Regions from separate parts of the Homo sapiens genome. Here region 2 is linked to region 1. A link is an interaction called in ENCODE POLR2A ChIA-PET data of the cell type or tissue named here. Cell type or tissue: endothelial cell of umbilical vein. All regions are shown on one strand. Links, peaks and the distances in the headings refer to the core of each region. The heading gives the core; the rest is flanking DNA.

Region 1 (17,690 bases), core at 4,281-12,280:
GATTTCTTGGCACTATTTCTGTGCCATACTCAGGGGCATGGAAATTATGCCACTCTTAAGCACAAAGTAGGACAAAAAATGTTGTTGTCTACAGGCCTATTAGCCAAAATCCACTAACCATTTCTTCTTTATGATTTGTCCCCTCTTCAGAAGTCTACCATGGGCACAGAGATCAGGTTCCCAAGCTCTCAGAGATCACACACTTTAGTCTTCACCTCTCCAGGGTCCTTCATGGAAAGCTACCCTAAACAGTGCTCACCCATGTTTTACTCTCATCATTTTCTTCTCTTTTGATCTTCTACATTTTCCTACCTGGGGAATTTTTTTAAGAAAGAAAGAAAAAGAGAGACACACAGAGAGAGAGAGAGAGAGAGAGAGAGAGATTGTATGTGTCCATGTGTTGAGAGGTGGCATAGTTGTTCTCAAATGTTTTCTCTATGCCTCTTGATTCCCTGTTGCTTTTGAAACACAAAGATAAAATGTGCATCCTTTCTTATTTTATTTTATCTTTTTTTTTTGCTTTTTACTCTGTTATATCCTACCTTGAGATAATGGGGAAAAAATCTAGTGTCTTGAATAGAAGATGAGAAAGGAAAACTAGAAAGACCATGAGAATGACATAATAATGTAAAAAAAAAAAGATACATATACATGGACTATTCCTATTTCTTCATTTGATGGCCATCATAAAAATGAATATTTTATAATGGCAGTCTCATCAGATATATTTTAAAGATCCCAACCATTGCAAACATACATCTCAAGATAAAAAATATGATTTAATGGGAAATCGGAACTAAATGACACCAAGAAGTAACTGGGCAGGTGGATGCTGTGTTGGAAACTCTCTCACATACTGCTGCCACCTTCTCCAACCACAACATTCTAAAATATACATCAACACAAGGCCTTCAAAAGTTGGCAGACTATTGTAAGGCAAGTTACTCAGAAATAAATATAGATATACTTTTAAAAGGTTTCATATGCCTTTTTGCATTATTCCAAAAATGTGTAAATTAATTCTACATAAAATAAGAGGTGGAAATATACATAAAAGGTTAAATAACAGCACCAGGAAGAATATGATGAAATGCTAAGTGAATGATACAGACCATTTTTCTCAAATGGGAGCGCAGAAAACCCTGAGCATCCACAACTTCTTTAAGAAATGTAGAATTTTGTTTAACTATTTCGGTACCTGATTTTTAATTTAAGTTTACAAATGCATGTATGATTATAAATGCATCTTCCAAGTAAAGGTCAACTGACAGCACAACTTACTGTATAAATGCAGATTTCACAGAAGTCCAAATGGAGAAACCTAAAGGTAGAATTGAGTCATAAAATATACATGATAATATTGTCATGGAGACTCAAAAGGCTTTGCATGGCAGGATTATATCTTCACCACAACCATAAGCATTCAAGGAAGTCCCATTCTGACTCTAGGTGTCATTGGATTAGTTACCCATTTAATGCAGGTTTCTATAACACTATCATGTGATCCTTATTTCCAAGTGAACAAGTCAGCATTCCAGAGAGATCAAAGGACATTGCATTAAAGTTGAGTTGTTAAGTAATGGACTTGATTATCTTAATTATCAAATAAAGCCTTGATGTTACCAATGCCAGTTTCATTGCTTGTAGTTAATAGGCATTCTCTGTATAAATAGTATTAAAGTTACACCACAAAAGCAGGTTTAAGTTATAAGTAAGGCTATATTTCTTCCATGATTAAGCCCAATATTACAGGTTTAGTTTCTGCAAAACAGTGTAATCTATCCCGTTTAAAATTCACACTGTCAAATTGAATTTTATTGGTTTTGTGGTTTCGGTGATATAATTGTATTAATACTAAACACACAAAGATAAATGTGCTAATACTTGTAGAGTACTTGGTACAGTCCCTGACACAAAAAGAGTGTTCAATAAGGATTAGTTATTACTATTTTGTGGAAAATATATATTAGTACATCTCATTTAGGATGAGACTGAGGTTCTCAATCTTTTCTTTAAAAGTTCTCTAAACATTACTCAAGTATAGTAAACACAAGATGGGGAGTAACTGCCAGGAGATTCATCTGTGACTGGCGAGATAGGGGTGGGTTCCTGGAAGAGAAGGGATTCAAAGAGATGTTATCTCTTTCAATGAAACACCAGAAAAGTGGTGTCATTGTTATGACAAAAACTTAAAATTGAGGCACAGAAAAATAAGGCACCTTTTTCAAGCCTTTTCATCAGGGCAGTATAAGAACCGCTTTCACTTTTAGTTCTCAGTCGCTAAGACTATGAGTCCTTTCGTTTTTCCTTGTTACTTAAGCCCAAGAGTATATAGCACTTATTCTTTTGTCTTTACATAATGTTTTTGGAAATAAATAACAGTTGATTATATTTGGCAAGCAGTACTTCTTACCATATTTTGATATAATAACTTTTTTCAGTTTGCTTTGGAAATTGACAATTATGACGACATTGAATAGAGGTTAGAGGTGACGTGAATCATCAGGGTAACCTAGATATTTACATGAATGCTGGTTTTGATGAAGCATAAAACTCTTCTTTGACATACACATTATCTCAGTTGTGAACATGAGGACCACATTGCTGTGGAAATGCTGACAACACCTCTCAATCTGCTTGCCAAAAAAAAAAAAGCATTAAAAAAATCAATGTGTATCAGATGTGTTTAAAAGGTATATAGATACCTCATTTTAAAAGAGATCTATATATGTGCTAGAAAAGACATTACACATAAAATATATTCTGTGGAGTACATTCATAGTGGTTGTAGCTCTCCATTTAAAAATCATAACATTGCAAAGATTGACTACAAAACTTAGAAAGATTTGCCTTCCAACTACAAAGTAATGAGAAACCAAACACACAAAACAAGCACAAAAGGAGTGATTATTTAATCTTTTCTTTCCTAGCTATTCAGCAGGATATCTGAGAGGAACTTCCATGTGCAAGGTGAATTAATTATGACTAGGAACTCTAAAATATATATATGTATAACACAAATATATGTTTACATATGTATGTATATCTACATATACATTTCTACATATACATATGTGTATATACACACATGGCAAGTATGGTCTTCTTTTAGGAGCTAGAAAAATCTACTGGGGAAATGAGATTAATGCATAGAGCAAAAGTAAAGAATTCAAAAGAAGATATAACTGTAAATTGCAGCTCCATGTCTCTCAGCATTCTGGGTCACCCTTCCCTTTTGTATCTTAACACCACTTAGAATTCCTCCAAGAGGAGGAGGAAAAGAAACTTCTTTCAGGCAATCCACATTCCTGAATTCCTTGTGCCTGGTCTTTATTCCTTCCTGTGATGCTATATTTTCTACACTAACTGCCCCTGCCCCTCCTAACCTCATGAGTCATTCCCAGGGTATCAAATGATAGCTATCTGCAGGTCTCTCTCACTCTCTGCTTCTCCCACTCTTCCGTCCTTTCCCTGTGCTAATGCCGTTCTCTAGCTGAGCAAGAGCTTATTCCCTTGCTATCTGGGTATTCATCCTAGGGAAGGTCACCAAAAACTCGGCCCCAGTCAGATCCTGACCTGCTGCCACTATTTGGAAGTTTGTTTTTCCTTCTTTATTGGTGGGAGTTCTTCCCTCCACCTCTTCTTTTTCATCCTTTCTTTCAATATTCTCTAAAGTTCTGTCTCCTAGTACATGAGGTGGTGATCCGGGGAGGCTGAACAGCCTGTTATTTCATTATGCAGAACAATTGTCTGCATCATAAAACCAGTCTCAGCTGCTTCCATTCCAGACAAGCCCCTGTGTCCCAGCTTTGTTTAATTAAAATAGTCCATTGAAGTATTTTCCCAACAGTGGAATCCACCCTTAAGAGGAATTTTGCTACTTCCCCTGAGCACAGAAACAGCATTTTTCTTAGTGTTATATAAATAACAGTATTGTAATAGACTGTAGGAGTAATACAATAATAGTAGCACATTGTGTTGCTAGGGAAAAAAATTGTCTGAACATAGAGTTGGAGTAAGGTGGAAATGAGTTGAATGGGTAGGTAGAATTCATATGGCAGGAAGCGTTGAAGGCCAGGCAAGAGTGTTTTATTTGGGAGTGGCAATTTTGGGAGGTACTGGTGGGTTTTGAAGTAACTTTTCCTGGGAAAAATATTAGGCAGATATATTTGAGATTTAATCTTACTGTATATAGTCTTGTATCTTTTTTTCTAGTTAATATTGTTTTATAAGCACTTCACTATATCTTATATGAATGTTCTTAAAAACATGATTATTCTGTGGTGTGCTAGAAATAGCGTGCACTAGTTAACAAGAGCCAGTTGTGTTCGTGGCTCTTCAAATCCACATTGAATGACTTTACTTTGATTGGTAGCTTGAAATTGACCATGGTGGGAGTATTTACACCATGAAAGTTCTTCTACCGGTACCATGCTGTTTTGGTTACTGTAGTTCTGAAGTATAGTTTGAAGTTGGGTAGCATGATACCTCCAGCTTTGTTCTTTTTGCTTCAGATTGCCTTGGCTATTTGGATTCATTTTTGGTTCCATATGAATTTTTAAATAGTTTTTTCTAGTTCTTTGAAGAATGCCAGTGGTAGTTTAATGAGAATAGCATTGAATCTATAAATTGCTTTGGACAGTATGGCCATTTTCACAATATTGATTCTTCCTATCTATGAGCATGGAATGTTTTTCCATTTGTTTGTGTCATCTCTATTTCTTTGAGCAGTGGTTTGTAGTTCTCCTTGTAGACTGGGTAAAGAAAATGTGGTACATACACACCATGGAATACTATGCAGCTGTAAAAAAGAATGAGGTTAAGTCCTTCACAGGGACATGGATGGAGGTACAGGCCCATTATCCTTAGCAAACTAACCCAAGAAACCAGTAAAACCCAGAAAACCAAATACCGTATGTTCTCACTTGTAAGTGAGAGCTAAATGATGAGAACATATGGACCTAAAGAGGGAAACAGCACACACTGGGGCCTACCAGAGGGTGGATGGTGGGAGGAAGGAGAGGATCAGGAAAAATAACTAATGGATACTAGGCTTAATACCTGGGTGATAAAATAATCTGTACAACAAACCCCCATGACACACATTTAGCTATGTAAGAAACCCGAAGTCCTGCACATGTACTCCTGAACTTAAAAGTTAAAAAAAGAATTATTAAGAGTTGATTATCAAGAATCAGGATGATATTGCTTTAGACATAAGATTCTTACCATAACAAGCAGGATTCTTCTGCTTGGATAAAATACAGCAACATACTTATTTTGGGAGCTGAGACATTGTTTATGTACTAGACTGTGAGTTCCTCTAGAACACAGATCACATCTTAATGATGTATTCTTTTTGTGCCCTCCTGTCCCTACTACCCAGTGTAGTGTCTGAAAGATGATAAAATGTTTATTAAATGAATCAATGAGTGAGTAAATTAATGACTGTTATGATCCTTGAATAGGTTATACAAACTAAAATGATACTGCTTTGCAGCACCTCTGCAGATGCATCTGGAGGCAGAGTTCTCACTAAAACCTTTCCAAGAGCTGTTTCAATTATCCCTTCAAGCTTTACTTAAATAATAATTGTTGAATAAAGTAAGAGGCTCGGTGCACCTTTTTCCTAAAAAACAAACAAACAAAAAAACCAATTTAACTGGTAAAAAAAATACAGAGCAATCATTTAAAATGTCTGTCTGAAAATTGTCCTAAGGGCAGAAAGATTAATTTTAAAAAATCTACTAAATCTCAGTAAAAGCTGTGACAGTCTATGGCATCTGAGCTATGATCCAGTCCATTACCTCCACCTTAGCTCAATGTTACAGAAGCTTTGCCCTAGGCATAAACAGCCAAGTAGACAGGGGTTCCTTCTCCCTCCATCTCCAAGTCTGGGCTATGGTTTGATTCAGGAAAGGACAGGCTGTTGGCATTTCTCTCCCTCCAGCCTCACATGTAGAAGCTTGATTCCAAGTAGGTGCACCCAAGACAGCTAGCTTTCCTGATTTCAAAACTTACTACAATGCTACAGTAATCAAGACAGCACCACATTTCATAGGAATAGACATATAGATGAATGCAATAGGAATTGTGAGTTCAGAAATAAACCCTTATATTTCTGATGAATTGATTTTTGACAAAAGTGCCAAGAAAATTCAGTGTGGAGAGAACAGTTTTTTTTTTTTCATCAAATGATTCAGCAAGTACTGAATAACCACAAGCAAAGGAATGAAGTTGACCCCTAACTCACATTATTAAAAAATTCATTTAAAATGCATTACCAACCTAAATGTAAGAGTTAAAACTATAAAAATTTTACAAGAAAACATAAGGCATAATTCTCTGTGATTTTAATTTAGACACAACTCCAAAAATACAAGGAAGAAAAGATGAAATAGAGTGAACATCACAAAAGTTAAAAACATTTGTGCTGCAAATGATACCAGCAAGAAAGTAAAAGAATGGTGCACAGAATGGGGGAAAATATTTACAAAACACATGGGATAAAGGACTTGTATCTAGAATATGTAAAGGACTCTTACCACTTATTAATAAAAAGTTCAAAATCCAATTTAAAAATGGGCAAAGGATTTGAATGAAAATGTATCCAAAGAAGACACACAAATGATCTATAAGCATATGAGTATATGCTCAACATCATTACTCATTAGGGAAATGCAAATCAAAACCGCAATGAGATCCCATCTCACACCCACTGATGGCTAAAGTTAAAAAAGGGCTCTAGTTTCTGGATGTTCGTAATGGAAATGAGCACCCTGCAATCTGGGGCTGATTTTGAGAATGTTCTTTTGGGACAGTTTAATATGAAGGTAGAGATGTGAAGTGAACATAGCAGAAAGCAGCCAGATGAGATGGAGATTCTAAACCTTCTTCTGGAATGCCCAGCATGTCTGAGTCAAAAGACTTTTGGATGACTTGAAGGATACTGGACCCTGACAGTGGCCCCAGCACTGAGAGTGGAGAGTCGCCCAGTTGATGCTTGGACCTATGACTAATGGAGAAAGGACAGTACACATTGGGGCATCTGTAACAAATGGTTTGTAGACCACTAACAAATTAGATGTTTGTAGAAGTAGCAAATACAACATGTGATTGAGGATTAAATAGACTCTTCCACAGGTCAGTGAGGAATCAGTGAAAATGAAATCTCCATGGAATGGTAGCTATAGGCAATTCCAAGGAAGAACGATGGACTCTCATCACAGAATTCTCTATTATTAAAACAACTGGGTAATATCTTAAAACATTACCTAATTTATTTTCATCCTGTTAATTTCTACTGCCCAATGGCCTTTCACATTTGAGACTGAGGCACGCATCCCTTAGGTGGGAGGAAGTGTCCATGGCCAACTGAATATCATGAAGATAATCAAGATTTTGCTTTCAAAAGAAACCTTTATAAAGTGAGTATGTAGAGACAAAGATCAATAAAATTCTGCTTTTCAATTTCAAGAGCCAGATACTTAAGAAGAAAAAAGGTGTCCTGGGTTCAAAAATGTTGTCATGTAAAAAGTCAAACTTGTGAGTACTCAGAACATAGATTATGTATCACATTGAATTTTCTCAAATTTTTTTTCTTGCAATTGTTGACATGGCCATATAATTTTCTCTTTTATTCAGTGTTGAGGTGAATTATATTAATTGATTTTTGAATGTTAAAAAAACCCTTTACATTTCTGGGATACATTCAATATAGTCATGATACATTATCCATCTTATATTTTGCATTAAAGAGACTTGTCTGTAATTTTACTGTATTATAATATCCTTGTCAGGTTTTAGTATCCAAGTTATACTAGCCTCAAAGTGAGCTGAAAAAAATGCTATTTGTTTTTCCATACTGTAGAAGAGTTTCTAGAACTATGATATTACATCTTTGTGAATGCTTAGAGGTGTTGACCAGTGAAGCCATGCGGACCTGAAATTTTCTTTGCAAGGAGATTTTAAATTATGGATTTTTTTTTTTTTTGGTTTGACTTTTCTATTTCCTCGTTTTCAATTTTGGTGAGTTGTAATTTTCAGTAAATTTTTATTACTTTATTTTACTTTATTTGAATTTAATTTTAAATTCTTTTCCTAAATTATTGAGTGTGAGGGACGTCATTGGTTTTCAGGTTTCTCATTTTCTAATGTATACATTTTAAGGCTATAAATTTCCCTCTAAACATGGCATTACCTGCATGTCACAAGTTTTTGAGATGTGCCATATTAATGATATTTCAGTTTGATTTTTATTTTTTCTTCTTTGACTTACTCATATTCAAAATGTTATTGCTTAATTTCTAAACATTTTGGAAATTTTCTAGTTATTGTCCTACTTTTTCCTTCTAGCTGAATTCTACTGTGGTCATAGAACACACTCTGTCTGATGAAGGGAATAAAGATCTCTGCTCTGGAGCCAATTAAACTCCTCAGATAGGACACACCTAAACCCAAATGAGAAAGGACAAGTGAAGACATAAAAAGGCACAAAATCCCAAGAGCTATTCCCCCATTCCCTGGGACAGCACCCCCACCCCCACTCAATCCAGTCCTGCTCTTCTAGATATCCTTAGATAAGTGCTTGGGGAGCGAGGATAAAAAGAACAAAAATATCATCAACCCCATTCTGTCCTACACGGATGCATTAACTTCTTACTTTCAAAAAATGAATATTATTAGCAATACATCTATATGTTTCTGCTGTCTCATTCGCTGTTTACCAAATCTATTTGCCCTCTCTGGTCCTGTTTCTTCCACAAGGACAAGGTGAGTGACATAGTATATAGGGCCATCACTCATAAGATAACTTCTCCTTTTTTAAGGGGCTTGTGACAGAGCACAACCACCCTGTGCTGAAATGTATGCAGTCCATAGACCAGGTGCTACACAGCGTATAAAAAGTGAAAGAGTCCTGTGATCCAAGAGTGTTTTTTTGATCCTGGATACACTTCTGCTATGGCAACAACCCTAAAGACATGGCTTAAGGCTAATCCTGGGCTGTGATCTCATACTTTTTTCCATGTTTTATTTATAAACATTTCAGGAAGACAGTTGACGACAGGGTCATGTGCAGGAGGAAGACTGTTGTGCAAGCAGACTCAGAAACAGGAAAGACTAATTAAAGTTCAGTAGCCTTTCCCAGGTGTATGTTTTCTGGACCTCAGGCATAAAAAGCTGGACCAGTTGCCTCCTTTTCCCAAAGAAATCAAGGAAAAATAAATGTGCCAATGACATCTACAAGGCTTACTAGAAGCAGAAAAAAAGACAAACTTTCTCTGATAGGGTCATGTAGAAAACCAACCTAAACAAGAATCACTAGTATAAGGGCACTTTTTAACCCAACTAATATGGAAAATTGTATAGCTTTTTTGATACTGTATATCATAAATTTGAAATATATATTTTTAAATGCCTTGAGTTCAACTCAGTTTTTTAGTTACTTCCATTTAAATAATTTTGGAACTTTTACATAATTTTATGTAACAGCCTCATAAAAATTCCCAATTTTGAGATATCTGATTATATCTTAACCAGCAGCCTACAGTTACACTGTTATATAATGATCCTTTCAATTCTACAGATAATGCGTTATCTGTAGATAATACATTATATTCTTTGTTAGTTTAAAAATAAGCTAGCAAAATGTTTAAAAATGCAAAGAAAAAAATCACACAATCTTTTTTATATCCTTTAAAAAATAAAACCATATTTTATATAGTTGCCATCATACTGTAATTGTAATTGTGTCTTTTTTCACTTAGCATTATGTAATAAACATTTCCTTAATGCCATAATGTTTTATAATTATCATTCCAATAATTCTATAATATTTCATCTAATAGAAATCATCTAAGTGAATAATTTTTATATTACTAGACATTATTTTATAGTTTTAAAATAAACAGTGCACTAATGAATATTTTAAATAAATACCTTTAGATTATTTTTTAACAAGAAATTCCCACAAGTAGAGTTGTTGGGTCAAAAGGCATGGATATAACTCTTGACACACATGGCGAAAAATTTTGGTGATAGATAGCCAACATCAATTTTTGTCTTCTTACTAGGAGTACCCTTTTTCTATCCCAGGTGTCTATCATTTTCTATTCAGCCACATACTTCAAGGAAACGTGGACTCATCTTCAAGCACAATGGTTAGAAAAAGCCCACCATGGTAATTCCATTCCCACTATCAGTGATTGGCTTAGAAAAGAGAATATGACTTAATTTTATTTAATAATTGGTGAATGAAAATTTGCCGGGGTGATTTCAGGGGATGGTTTCTTAGATGTTAAAAACAGATTTAAGGATAAGACCACCCTTTTTAAAATTTCTGTTATTGGTGGATAAGGATGTGATGCCTAGAACTATAGCAGTCACCGTGTGATGTTGAAGAGAACTAGCTCACAAGCACATGACACAGAAGAAAGACAGAAAGAAACTCAGTCCTTGTAACCTGTTGAACCACTAAATTAACGCCCTTACATTTCTCTCCTTCTGGAATCCTTATCATGTGAAATTACAGGGTTTTTGTTGTTGTTGTTGTGTAAGTGAATTGAATTGGACTTTCTATTATGTGTAATGAAAACTTCCAAAATTATTAATCATATTGTGCAATTAGTTCCCAAAGGGTGGCAGCAATTCTCCTATCAGCAATGTGTTGATGTATGTTTCATAGCAATACACACACACACACACACACACACACACACATATATATATATAAACATCCACATATATACATAAACATATATAAACTGATGGGATATGTATATTTAAGATTTGCTAAGTTAAGTTGGTTAAATTTAAAATGTTATCTTTCATTATTTCTTCTGCATTTCTGTGTTCAATAACAAAGTTGTATTCCAACTGTTAGGTTTAAAGACACAATGCTTTTTACTACTACTAGGGAATAGAGTTGTTTTTGATGTGCTGCTGCTGCTGCTTCTTTTTTTTTTTTTTTTTTTTTTTTTTGAGACAGTGTCTTGCTCTGTTACCCAGTATGGAGTGTGCAGTGGTGCAGTATCAGCTTACAGCAACCTCTGCCTCCTGGGTTCAAAAGATTCTCGTGCCTCAGCCTCCCAAGTAGCTGGGACTACAGGTGTGCACCACCATGCCCAGCTAATTTTTATATTTTTAGTAGAGACGGGTTTTTGCCATGTTGGCCAGGCTGGTCTTAAACTCCTAGCCTCAAGCGATCCACCCATTTCAGCCTCCCAAAGTCCTGGAATTACAGGCCTGAGCCACCGTGCCCAGCCTGTTGTGCTTCTTTATGTTACGAATGGATGACCAGAGCCATTTGCAAAAATTTGAATAATTATATCAGAGGTACACAAAAATTTGAAATAAAATCCCTTTTTTTTTGTTTTTTGAGATGGAGTCTCACTTTGTCGCCCAGGCTGGAGTGCAGTGGCACGATTTTGGCTCACTTTAATCTCTGCCTCCCACATTCAAGTGATTCTACTGCCTCAGCCTCCCAAGTAGCCAGGACTACAGGCACGTGCCACCAAACCCGGCTAATTTTTTGTATTATTAGTAGAGACGGGGTTTCACTGTGTTAGCTAGTATGGTCTCGATCTCATGGCCTTGTGATCCGCCGGCCTTGGCCTCCCAAAGTGCTGGGATTATAGGCATGAGCCACCGTGCCTGGCCTAAAATCCCATTTTATCAAAATATTCTTGATACCATAACCACTGTCCAGCCTTCAAACATTTTTTTTTATTTCTAATAGCTCTAATTTCCATATCTGTTTGTAGGTTCACATTAAAAAGAGAAGGAGCTGGTAGTTCTCATCTCTAGCTGAGCAGTAATTGTATAGGAATATAGATTAGATTTCTTTTGTTTGGTAGTAACTATATTTTTGAGATTATCTTGAATCATAATTCAAGGAATTTTCCAAACAGAACATTTCTAATGTTTTGTATTACAACTGCATCTGTTCTATAAAGAATAGAATTTAAGATGTTAATAACTGGAGGTAGCTATTAAATAAATATTGTCCAACATGATAAATAAATGTGACAGATCTAAAAATGCTACTATTCTTCTAGGAAAAAATTTAAAGAAATAAATGGATAAAATATTTTTTGTTATTTTATAGTCTTTACTACTTATTTTAATGGATAATTAAATACTTATAAATACATTAAATACTTTAATGACTACTTAAAGGATACCTATATCATTTTGAGTAAAAGATAAATATTACAATCCACATGTTTCAACCGCAAAGAATAATAAAGAGGTAGGATGGGATGTGACACGATCATGCCAGGATATAGTGACTCCTGGCCTTTGGGGACACCCTGCGTTGAAGAGAAAATGATCTTGTGTGATCATGCTAACAGGTATGAACTTCTCTGCAACACTCAGGTTACAATATTTCATACTTCCTATCTTTCCACAAATCCACTTAACCTGGCTTGAGGCTGCATGGTCCAGATGGACAGGATTATGTGCCAGCCAAGAACACAGGGGTCTTAAATGGTACCCAGTGAAGCCCACTGGCCTTCCACTTTTGAACAGGAAAGATCCCTGGTTCCAGGCAGTGGATGCCATCCTTCTTGCTGCTAGATTTGGATCGTAATCCTGAAAAACACAATCCCAAACACCATAATCCTGAATTTGAAATCTCCAAAGATCAAAATCCATAAACTGTAATATCACTCACTTTGAAAATCTGGAAAATCACAATCGTAAAATAGTTACATCTTGTTAGACCAACTCTCATGGGCCATCTCCATGCCATTGTCCATAATCTAACCTTGTAATCCACTGCTTCATATGTTGAATTTTCTTTACAGTTTTTTTCTTTTTAGGATTTTTTTTTTTACTACTTTAAATTGTCAGCATTATTTTTCTACATTTTTCTATGCTTTGTATTTCATCTTCATATTACTTACAATACTGGAGGTATAAATTGTGTAAAGAATTTTAGAGAGCTCAGATTCATTTTATGAATTTTTAACAAATTTGGCTCCACCAAAGTGCATTATGATAATGTTGACTTTGTGTTCAAGTATTGTGCATGTATATAAAAATGCTGAGACTTCCTTAATAAATGAAGAGATGTCCTTTTTGTACATCTGCATTTGTGAAAGGCTCGTGATCTGGACTCTTTGGGTGACTGCATATGTAGTGGTGACCCATCCAGTTTCTGATCAATTTCATTAAAAGACTTAAGTGGTTTGTCACCATATTGCAGATGATGGCAGTATTAAGTTGGGTGCACACAATTACCAACCATAGTGATAGGTGATAACACATTTCCCTTTTTGACCAATGTCTTTATGAATACGGTTCATCTGTTCATCTGCCCACAACTGTTATACCCATGCCATTGTCGTTAGTGCACCTGACTGCTCCTGCTTGCAAAATATGTATGTTGCCATTGCCTCTTTTATTCTGTAAAGTGGCCTATGAATGTTCTGTCCTGTTTTTATATGTTTCTCAGATAAGTCCTCCTTTAAAATGTAAATAAATACGTTTTAAAGAAACTTTTTTTTTTGAGACAGAATCTTGCTCTATCCCCCAGGCTGGAGTGCAGTGGCATGGTCTAGGTTCACTGCAACCTCTGCCTCCCAGTTCAAGTGATTCTCATACCTCAACCTCCCGAATAGCTGGGATTACAGGTGCCCACCACCATGCCTGGCTAATTTTTGTATTTTTAGTAGAGATGGGGTTTTGCCATGTTGAGCAGTCTGGTCTTGAACTCCTGACTTCGGGCGATCTGCCTGCTTCGGCTTCCCAAAGTGCCGGGATTACAGGCATGAGCCAGCGTGCCTGGCCATTTTAAATAATTTTTAATGATTTTTTCCAGAATTATATATTTTCAAGATTTTCTTTTAGGGTTTCAGCATTCGTGATTATGGCATTTGGAATTTTGTCTTTCAGGATTATGATTGGCTTGCCTTGCTGCCACATAGAGTGGTTCTCCAGTCCTGCTTCTCCTGAGTGGGCCTGGCATTGCTAGTCTAGGCTGAGATAATTTGCCACTTTTCCCATTTTTACAGGTAGGCAGGCTTGGTACTCCAAGTAGGGCAATTCTCCTGGGATGTCCACTTCTTTCTTGCCCCTTTGAGTCAAGTTACTCCCTGCCTCATATTTCCCAGACCACTGCGCTTGGTGTTGAGATGCGCTTTCTGCTGTGAAGGCCTGTGAATCCAATTACAGCTTTCATCCAGAGTTCCAGCTGCTTTCCTTTATATTCCAGAAATACAATGGATCAGTCCACTGTTTTAGACTTTCCAAACTTCACTAGGTCACGTTGCCAGTGCAATGCTCTTACTACCATTGGGGAGTAGTAGGGAGTAGAATTGGTTTTGATGTGCCTTATGTTATGAATGGATGATCTGAGCTATTTGCAAAGATTTGCATAATCATTACATACATTATATACAATCAACCCACATATTCACTTATCCTAAAGCAAATTGAGCTGAAAACAGAACTTCAGTTTTGAACACTTTCTCTCCCTGCCCCCATTCCAGATCCTCTTATTTCGTGTCTGGGAATGCACCACTACACATTCATGTGCCCAAACCTGAAACTTGAGCATCTTTCCTATCTACTCCTTTCCCTTTATACTTCCCATCTAATCACTTACCAATCCCCATCCTTCTATTTCATTTCTCATATATATATATATATATATATATACATATTTTGCTACATCCTCAACACCTCATCTTATTCATTCATTCTTTCGTCTCTGAATTCCTAATACAGGCTCCTAAACAGGTCTCGCTGCTTGATAATCTCAGCCCCTTCCAACTCATATTCCACAATTCTTTCAGTGATCTTGTAAGAATATAGGTCTTATCGTGTCACTTCCTTCTCAAAGTCCAGTTTTGAGTCCTTCGTGTGTTCGGCATGTGATCTGGACTCTGACTTGGCATTTAAGGCACCATGTGATGTAGCTCCCATCTATGCTTCCAGTTCACCTCCCTCCCATTCTGTTCCCCTGCCATCTTTAATTACTAGCAGCCACCAAATGCACCAGGTGGTATCATGCCTCCTTGCTTTTGAGCAGTTTGCTTTTACTAGGATGCCCCCCTCCTGTACTATTTTTTCTAGTTTCTTAAAAACTCTTTGACTATTAGTTCTTCCCAAATGCATTTCCCATCTCACCTTCATCTATGCCTCCATTGCACTTATCTCCATAACTGCCTTTTGCTCCTATTAGATTATGAGTAGGGATTATGTTTTGTTTTGTTGTCTAACACATATGAATAACCCTAATTATAATGATTTCTTAGCACTTGCATGCTTTTTCACTCAGCCATGAAAATAATGGCTGCATAGTTGCCTCATATATTTAATTTAACATATTAAGTTATTCATTTTAACTCATACTTACCTTATCAGGTAAGCTACTGTTATTTTTATTTTCATTTTGTAAAATGAAGGTGCAGATTGCTTAGGAAGTTTCCCCAAGTTACACAGTTGCTAAGTGACAGAGCCAGGATTTGAACTGAGACATCTGACTCCAGAGGTCACTTTCTTGTTCATGCTGCTTGAGGGCTGCCCTGGGTGCTTGATAAATATCTCATTTGTGGACATTAAGATGGGAGTAAGAACTTTGGGAAGATACTCCTTACCCTTCTAGACCATTTGTACCTCTTAAAAGAGGCAAAATGTTTAAGCTGGTACTGGGACCTTTTCCCACTTATGGCTTTCTCCTCATGAGTCCATAGTGTAGTATGTACCTTCCTTTACTCTCTGACCCTTCGCATGATCAGTGTTTTCTTTCTTAGAACATAATCCAATACCCTTACAATCATGATAATGATGATGCGAGTTAACATTTCCAGGATGTTGACTGTATCATATTAAAAAATTTACCACTGACAGTAGAATAAAGCCCCTATAGACCTTGGTAAAGAAATTTTAAACAAAATTTGTTGTATGTATTCATGCCATAAAGGCAACAATCCCCACTGCTTGCATGCAAGCTGCCCTTTTTGGGATTTTAAGCTTCTTCCTGCTGTCATCGGGATGTAAAGGCTGACTTGATCCTTTTTTGACTAGCCCCAGCCTGCACCCCTCAGAAACCTGACTTAATTTTCTCTCCTACCACCACTCAGTCCCACACCTGGGGAAGCCACAATGCAATTAATAGTTGCATTACTTAGGGAAATTATTCAATCTTGCTGAGCCACAGTTTCTGTCTCAGTTTTTTTTCTGTTGTTGTTTGTTTTGTTTTTTTGAGATAGGGTCTCATTCTGTCACCCAGGCTGGAATGCAATTGCATGATTATAGCTCACTGCAGACTCGATTTCCCAGACTCAAGAGATCCTCTTGCCTCAGCTCCTGAGTAGCTAAGACTACAGGTGCATGCTTCCATGCCTGGATAAACTTATAAAATTTTTTGTAGTGATATGGTCTCACTATATTACCCAGTTTGGTCTGGAAATCCTGGCCTCAAGTGATCTTCCTGCCTCAGCCTCCCAAAGTTCTGGGATTACAGGTGTGAGCCACCCGCTCTGGCACTTACCTCTTTCAAATGAGAGTAACAATTATTCCTGCTTCATAGAGTCACCTCCTCTGGTCTGTCTTCCCTGACCCTGTCATCTCAGGAAAGAATTAACCTCCTCTTCATTTTAGTGCTTATCTACTTTGCTCGGACCAATGTGTGCGTCACACTCTACTGTAATTGTTTGTTTATTTGTCTGCCCCACCTACTGAATAGTTAATATCTCAAGGACAGGGACAATATCATAGTTTTGAGTCCCTTATCCCTAGATCACCTGTTGGACTGAATTTCCACAACTACCACCCACCTTTCTCGAGAGTCTCTCAATTGTAGCTGCTTTACATCCATAAAGCCACCCACATCATCCACTTGGATTTCAAATCACTTGAGTAAAACTGAGGGGGTAACATACTAGGGATCCTACTCACCTTAGACAGGAGAACACAGAAATGCTTCTGGTCATGGTATTCAAGCTTTGTCCCATCAAACCATACTAACCAGGCCATCCTAAGTCTAAGGGATGGACAAGAACTTCTGCTGATGATTCAGCCAAAATATCTATGACATCTTACAAGAGGTTTCCATTTCTACACCAGAATTTAGACAGGAGGTGAACTGTGAGTTGATTTCCGGAAGAGTGGCTCTGAATGGGGGGCGGGGTTGTTGGAGACATGCTGTCGAGAGGTGTCTGAGTCTGCAGAATTTGTGATGATAGCCGGTTCCTTGGATAGTACTCTTCCTCATCCTCTTCCAAATCTCATGGTCTATTACAGCTTAGGTGTCCAGAGATTCGTTTGTGCTGAATATTATTTGGAACATTGAATCAAGCATACATCTTTTTAATAGTTAGGGTTATCCCTCTCTCCGGGGATAATTTCACCTGGGACATTGAGGAAATGGAGCTTGGAGTATGTGCACTTCCTGTCATCAAAGAGAGGAGGAGAGGGCGAGCACATTCCGAGTGTGAGCAAGCGGAACCCCTCCTACAGATGTGCCTTTCACTCTCATTTCCTGCTCCAGACCAACCCTTCGGAGATTATTTTCAGGGAGATCTCCCTCTTCTTGTGAGGCCAGAGACTTTTCTAGTTATAAGGCTGGTGCATGTGACGTGTCTGGGCAAGCATACAGCAAAACCACAGAGAAACCAGGGATTAAAGAAATGAAACTGGGCAAACTAAAAAACGCCTTTTGCAGAACTTCTCTTAAGCTT
Region 2 (8,000 bases), core at 1-8,000, 660 kb before region 1:
AGGAAAATAGTGATATTCATTAATATACAATGATTACATAACATAGTGTGAACAAGCCAGCCTATAAATTAAATAACCACCTCAGGTAAACATCTACCCATCAAAAAGATATTTGCTAATAAAACGACACTTAATACATGCACAGTACAGTGACACACAATTTAAAGAACATATAATAATTGCCTTCACTTATTTAATCTCCATAACTAGTACTCTGTGGCAGGTATTATCATTCCCACTTTAAAGACAAAGAATTAAGGCTCAAAGATCCTTAGATGACATTTTATAGATCAAAAGCTACTAAGACACTGGAATCAGGGTGTGAGCAAAGTTATTAAATCAGAGCACTTAAACTTGAGGGTCAGACACATCTTGATGAGTAACCTTGCTGCTCCCCAGCAGTGTGACTCTGGCCAAGCTGTATCACAGGTTTGAGTGTTAGTTCCTTCATCTAGTTAATACACAGCTTCTTTTGAGGCTTAAATGAGAGGACACCTAGTTCAGAGAATCAGCAGCATGTTATAAAGGAGAGTGCATTTCCTTGTGTCTCCTCTGCTGTTTCCTCTATGCAAGAGTGCCTTAAAGAGCAGCAGCAAAAAAAAAAAAAAAAAAAAAAAAAAAAAATCTCCACCTAAAATAGACTTAGGTGAAGTCTGCTAAAATGGAAAAAAGAATTATAAAAATACAGCACCATGCTAAACTCTTCCCAATGGAGCAAAGATATTCAATCACAAATCTTTTTGGAGCACCAAACACGACTGGCCTGAGAATTATGTATGTACTTAAAAATATAATTTCTGCTGATGTGTTAGTACTCAAATCTATGTTCTCATCTTTAAACTTAGAGGAATAGTAAATGTTGCCAAGCCAAGGAATAGGAGGTTACCCTTGTCCATTGAAAAAAGGAGTATAGTTTATTTAGAAGCTAAACTAATTGGTATTTTTTGCTCTCCAGCAGGAGTCACTCCTAACAAAAAATTTAATTCATAAGCTAAATTAAGGCTGATGTTTAGTTAGTAGATGCATATATATGGAATGTTATAAAAAATTGTAATAAATGGTGATAGCTTAGACCCAACAAAGGATCCATGTGTCATATTCAACTTAAAACTGCAATGACAAAAATCCCTAATAGGTATGAGTACAACTTCATAAAAGATCTAATTACTAACAGGAGGACGCAGACAGACAGACACACACACACAGAATTTATTCTGATGACAATAACTTGAGACAGCCTTGCAATTTAATAATGAACACCAACAAACCTCTTACGTGTATATTCCCATATTTCTTTGTATTGAAATCTTAAGACTATGAAATAACTGTTTTCTTATTAAGCAATTAAGATTTTTACTTTTTCAATTGGGATCCTAATTATTTTAAATTTTTTTTCAATATACACACGTATCTGGAGAAAATATTTATCTCAGATAAACACACTTATCGGATAAGTAGAAAATATACTTATCTGAAGTAAATCCATATTACACCAAGAAGTCAGATAAAGCACAAATCATCTCAATCTTTTTAGTGGCATGAACTTATTTTCTTGGCATCATTTAGATATTCTCAGGTAAAATACTTTTAACTATTTACATGGTTCAAATATGGACACATTTAGTTTGGAAGATGCTTTTATCACAGAAAAGTATCAAAATATCAGCGTAAACTGTGAAATCTAATTTTATTTGTGTCTTTTTTAGTGACTTCCTATGTTATCTTGAATTGGTTATTTTTATATGGCCTGGGTTCATATGTAGACATTCAAATGGTTTATCACATGATCAAATATTTATTTTCTGAGTGACTGGTCAGATAGCTTGTATTCATATTGATTATAAAGTAATTCACATTGATTACTAAGGTAAGCAATGGGTTGTTTTTTAACTAGATTTTTGATCCATAAGTAAATATTTGACTTCTACCTTTCTGTGGCACTATTTCCCTTTAGAAGAAAGAAGAGACTTCTCATTTTGCTTTATGTGGCATTATAAAAACTCACACAGACATATATGGTTTGGAGAGACAGCAGCATGCAAAATAGATGCAAAAACCAGATTCTCAAATTTCAGTATACAGTGAAATCTGATCAGATTCATTTCCCCACTTTTCCACATATTTTCATGTCTGAGGTAAAGAATTCAATGAGTATGCCATTATCTACATGAACATAACATCTTCTAGGAAATTCAACAAACCAGAGATACAAAATGGCATCACCCTGCAAACAAGGTAAAATGTAGCTAATAGCATTATGTGATATGGCAAAGTGTAATACCAAGTAGCAAGACCAGAATATATAGATTTTTAGGTTTAATTACACTGGAACCTACACATTTGACTCAAAGTGAAATTCACTTCTTCCTTCCTCAATTTTTTGCAAAGTAACTGCAAAAGTCATAAATTTACTACTAAATCTCTCAAATATTAAATGAAATTAGGCAAACATAGTGCAATTGACACATCTGAAGACTAGATGTGATTTTTATTTAAGGAGAAAAGACTTCATTATGCCTCTTATTTTTCCCCAGGCCGTCAATCTTTTTCCCTTGGGATAAGTGGAATGTTCTTAAAAAAAAAAAAATAACAAACCCTTATCCTAACCCAGTGTAATCCATAGCCAGTCTCCAAGTTTGATACAAAAACAAACCATTTCTATTTTGGTACAATGAGGAAGCATCACACTGGACAATGTAAAAACAGAGATGGAGGAAGTTGACTCAGATTGCTGCACTTCCTAGATGAAGCTGGTTAGCGAGCTTACCACAATCACCTGAGTCAAATGAAATTCGAGGACAATTGTTTTTTTCCCTCAAAATGGTACACGTGTAAATGAATTCCCAAAAAGTTAGAGGGGAAATCCTGGTTATGTTTATTTGTCTGGATGAAGGATGATAGTTGAGAAACTTTTAACAAAAAATGGATGGATGAAGCTGACTGGAATCTCAGCACAGGATGTTCTCAATTTTAAAAAATTTGTGAATAAATATCAGGCTTCCCAATGCATTGCTCGATAATCAGAGGGGAAATGTGATTATTACAATGAAAATGGTTTTCATTCTAAATGAACTAATTATCTAGGGTTTATTAACCCTCTTTGGGGGTGAAGATTCTAGCAATTTCCTGAGGTTTCTAACTGTTGATTACCTTTGTTCTTTCACATCATGGAGCAATAGGACAACTTGCTAGGCAGAGAACAAACAATTGTCAAATACTTTAAATGGCCACCTCTGACAAACGGAATGAAAAGAGTAGGTATAAAGGAAAAACAAAACATAAATTTTAAAATGCAAGTGAATGACCATACAGTGAGAGCATCCAACGTACATCCATCACTGAAGTGCCTTTTCAAGTTCGTGTTTAGCAGATCTAAGTTCCCTCAAGGCCAATCGATAGCCTAAAGCTTAAGCAGGTCATTGGTCCATTCCTAATCTAAATATGGTGTTCTTTAACTCAAAATAAACTTGAATTTTAACGACTGAGTTTTCAAAATAAGCACTCTCTTCATTCTGTTAATCAAAAGCACTTATATACCCACCCCACACATAAACACAGACACGACCAGGAAGGAACAGGTGAGACAAGTTTTGCATCATCTTCTATTAAAAGACAACAACTTAGAGTAAATCCCACGAGTAATCTAAAAGACTTTTTTTAAAGAGATAATGTGCAATTTTAAAAAATTCTGGGTTTTCATTAAATAACAGTGAAAGAAATTCATAAACTTTTATTGAGCATAAACAGTACTAAAATAAGAATGATTTGGGAAAAAAATTGATATTGATAAATTTTGGCTTTTAACATTAACCCAGCTGAATCAGGTATGGGTGATGAGTGAGAAAAAGTACTGTGGCAGTATTGGTCTTATTTCCTTCATTTATGGTTGGGCCAAAAATTGATGTAAAAGTCATCAACTAGCTTTACTGACAGCAATGCCAAAGGCCAAATTATGGTGCTTACCAACCAAAGACATGAAAATTGTCTCTATTTGTTTGACAGGGGTATTTGTTTTCAACAATGTCAGCACTTTGACCTCTTCAGGCATGATTATCAAATGCATTTTGAACATAAAACAACTTTAGCATTTCTAAATATGAGTCAAAAGGACAAACAGGTCAACTCTCACCCTTCCCTCTAGTTGAAGATATCCCTTACTGCCGAGTGGGTTGTGTTCTCTAACATCTGTTCAAGAACTGAATGCCACATTCTTTATGGGGTCTGGACCTGTATCTACTTAGTACCATCATATAGTAACTGTGTTGTGTGCAAGGAAATGGTACAGAACATATGATAAAGACAAGAGTTCCTCAAGATATACCAATTTTGTACATGGGCTGTGACCTTCAAACTTGCCAGCAATGTTGGATTTTTTTTTTTTTTTTTTTTTTTGAGATGTAGTCTCACTCTGTTGCCAGGCTGGAGTGCAGTGGCACGATCTCGGCTCACTGCAACCTCTACCTCCCGGGTTCAAGCAATTATCCTGCCTCAGCTCCTGAGTAGCTAGGAGTACAGGTGTGTGCCACCATGCCCAGATAGTTTTTGTATTTTTAGTAGAGATGGGGTTTCGCTACGTTGGCCAGGATGGTCTCGATCTCTTGACCTCGTGATCCGCCTGCCTCGGCCTCCCAAAGTGCTGGGATTACAAGTGTTAGCCACCACGCCTGGCATGTTGGATATCTTTAACTAATCAACTGCTCATATGTTCTGCAATAAACATATGTCTACTTTATTAAAAATCTAAATGTATTGTGTCCACTACATTTTCTTTTTTTTTGAGACGGAGTCTCGCTCTGTCACCAGGCTGGAGTGCAGTGGTGTGATCTTGGCTCACTGCCACCTCTGCCTCCCAGGTTCAAGCAATTCTCTTGCCTCAGCCTCCTGAGTGGCTGGGATTACCAGCATGCACCACTACCACGCCTGGCTAATTTTTGTATTTTTAGTAGAGACAGGGTTTCACCATGTTGGCCAGGATGGTCTTGAACTCCTGACCTCGTGATCCGCCCGCCCCGGCCTCCCAAAGTGCTAGAATTACAGACGTGAGCAACTGCCTGAGTAAGTTCTAGCTTTGTAACTTACCTGCATAAGTTCTAGCTTTGTCTAAATCTGTTTCCTTATAAACCAATAATTTTCAAATAACTATGAGTTAAATTGTGACCATATAACCTTTGTTCCAATCCCTAACTTCTGTGTTTATGTTTTTATTATAATGTAATATCTCTGGCAAATAAATCTCTGAAAAACATAAAAACAATCAAAAGTTGTTTCTCCAGTTGACCAAGCAAAACTCCACACGGTCCCTGAGATTTTCAGGGAAGAGACAGACAGAAGCTGCTAGACAGAAGCTCAGTGGAGTATCTGTGGTCCCTGTGATTTTCAGGGAAGAGACAGACAGAAGCTGCAAGACAGAAGCTCAGTGGAGTATCTGTGGCCACTGTCTTAATCACACCAGATCTGCAGCTCTCTGTGATCCAGAATCAGGTTCTGTAGTCACTTCCAGATAAGGACTATATTCTAGAATATAGGATTCTCCAGCAAAGTTCAGTGCCTTGTTAAATAAACTAGGCATAGGCATCTACCTTGCTGCTCCCAAATATCTTAAATTTCTAAACAAAGATGATAATTTAGCTTTCTTTGTCCTGTGCTCCAACAATATAATCTGCACACAATAGGAGCTCAATCACACTTTGCTCATTGAGTGAATGAGGAACAAAAAGAGATTTATTTCCTTCCTTTCCACAACAACAGAAATCATCATGTCCACAGAGAAGAGAGTTTGTCGGAAAAACACGATAGCCAGCTGTAACTTCCATTTGAGAATAAGTCTTCATGAAATGGGAAAATGAGCATATTACTAGCCAACAATTTTCAATAGAGCTATATCTACTTTAGACTGATAAAACATGCACACAATATGAGGACCTGTTCCCCTAGTTTCCAAATGTTCTAATTATTATTTTTGATTTCATGAACCTGGTCTGTCCTTTACCTAGATTATAATCTGCTGAGGATCAGGGATGAACCAAATTTTATTTGCTGTCCTGGCAGAGAGTGTATTCAAAAACATATACAATTCACAGAAGAAGGGGGCGTGAGGGATCTAATTTACCTTCCTTTCTCTTGTATAGCGTGGCTACTCTCTCAATACAATAACTAATAATGCCAACAACATGCTAAAGGCATAAAGATGGACACATCTATTGTCACTTTTGAGAGGTGATACTGTTATGCCACTTATTATGTGTGATGCAGACTTCTGTTTGTTTCAAATGTTCTTTAATTTTTTTTGGCAAGTCATCTTTACTTATTTAATCTATATTCTACTTTGAACATTCAATTATAAACATTTTCTTAGAGGGACACCATATTCTATGGTTAAATATTATTTCCTGATGACGTAGAAGAAAACAAAGGGAAGAAACAGGTGCTTTCCATGTCATTTCCACATATTTAACTTCTTATTTGTTGTCCTTTCCAACACATTCCGTTTATCTAGATTTGAGGCAGTACAGAAAAAAAAAAACAGCTTAAAAAATTATTTTGTTGCATTGTTAACAGAAATATATGTTCATAACAAAGGACCTCAACAACAATTACAGTAAGCCAGGTGGCTGATTCCATCTGTATATCATATATTACACTGTTATCATGGACCACATGATTACATAATTTAGGATGCACTTGCTATCACTGTATTTTTAAGAGTCATATAAGCTCTGTGTTTATTAGTCTGCAAGGAGAATCAGTGGTACCAGACCCTTATAAAGCATTACAAAATGAACTCTGATTTGTACAACTACATGTGGCCATACACACTTCGGTGCAAATCTTTCCAATGGCAGAAACATTGGCCATTGCTGTCCACCTTCCAGGAGGCGTGGCACTTAGTAGGTGTGCTATAAATATTTGTGAATTTTTCAACCTCGAACTTTAAGCTGATTCAGTGCCAAGTGAGTGAAAACTTCTGACTCACGTCAGTGTTTCTTTCCCTTTGAGGAGATATAGACTCCATTTGACAATATGGTAGGAATTATACTCTGTATCACCAGTTACTTCTGTGATGTATACACTTGATGAATATAATTTTGTTGACTAGAATTCTAAGAGAAAGGCACTAAAGTTTTATAAAGGCCAATTTGAAATAAACTTAAGATCTAAATACACAGAAGCCCACATCTTTTATGAAACAAGCCTAATCGGTCAAGTCTACCAAAAAATTTACTAAATATATGTGAACAATTAAATAAAACCTTTCAACATTCTTAACAAAGAAATATTTTGTCTGAAAGCATATTCTAAAATAAGTTATCATTCTGGATGTTTTAACCTTTTTTTCTTAAGGTTTCCTAACTCATTGATATCAAAGAGACACCTGGTAGCAATGCTATAGTTAAGTATCTGTCTGGGTTTCCTTCATAATTCCTAATTTTCAGATACTTGTAAGGAAATTGCCAGAATCTTAAATGTGCTATACAGAGTTGTCTGTAAAGATGCAAATATCATTTCTTATTCTCCTTATATTCCTTTCTTTCTACAAAATTTCAAAACTGCTCAGTCATTTTGAATCATACAGTGTATAAAAATAGACTTTTAATACTTGAGATATTTTATCTCTATTGTCTATGGCACTTTCTCCCACCAGAAAAAAAAAACAAAACAAAACAGAAAAACAAACAAAAAAAACCCTCAACTCACCTCCGCATTCCCCAATATATCTTAATTTCTTTGAATAAAATGCAGGTGCTTCATTTCAAATGGGGTCCAAAGACTGACATTTAAAGCTAACATCTTAATAAGTGGCTATGATGCTTAACATGTTGGCATTCACAGCACTTCCACTTGCCCCATGTAAGTAAAATTGGGCCATACCACCCTACTGTGTATTACATCTAATCTGGATTCTGTAATCTCAATTGCGATTATCCCTTTTGTTGTTTTCAAGACTGCAAGTTCACAGTGAAGTTGAAAGGCAGGACGAGGTTTATTTTATAGTGAATATT

The links. Peaks named below come from ENCODE experiments on the same cell type or tissue, not always from the same donor. Only the 100,000 strongest peaks of a DNase experiment are listed, where the experiment ranks them.
Region 2: POLR2A ChIA-PET joins it to region 1 with 10 read pairs; 2 of 35 experiments call an interaction of 5 or more read pairs at or near these places.

Annotation. Positions count from the first base shown.
Region 1 is chr18:55,979,800-55,997,489 of GRCh38, forward strand. It overlaps LINC03092 (long intergenic non-protein coding RNA 3092), which reads left to right and starts at 16,412. Exons shown (of 2, transcript XR_001753454.2): 1 at 16,412-17,690. In endothelial cell of umbilical vein, for the core only: no CTCF peak of the experiment used is centred there; a DNase peak (open chromatin) is centred at 9,032; H3K27ac peaks cover 1,138 bases.
Region 2 is chr18:55,325,808-55,333,807 of GRCh38, forward strand. All of the region lies in intron 8 of TCF4 (transcription factor 4), which reads right to left. Among named protein-coding and RNA genes, the nearest start is that of TCF4-AS1, 120 kb to the right of the region's middle. In endothelial cell of umbilical vein, for the core only: no CTCF peak of the experiment used is centred there; DNase peaks (open chromatin) are centred at 2,694, 3,334 and 6,594; H3K27ac peaks cover 3,701 bases.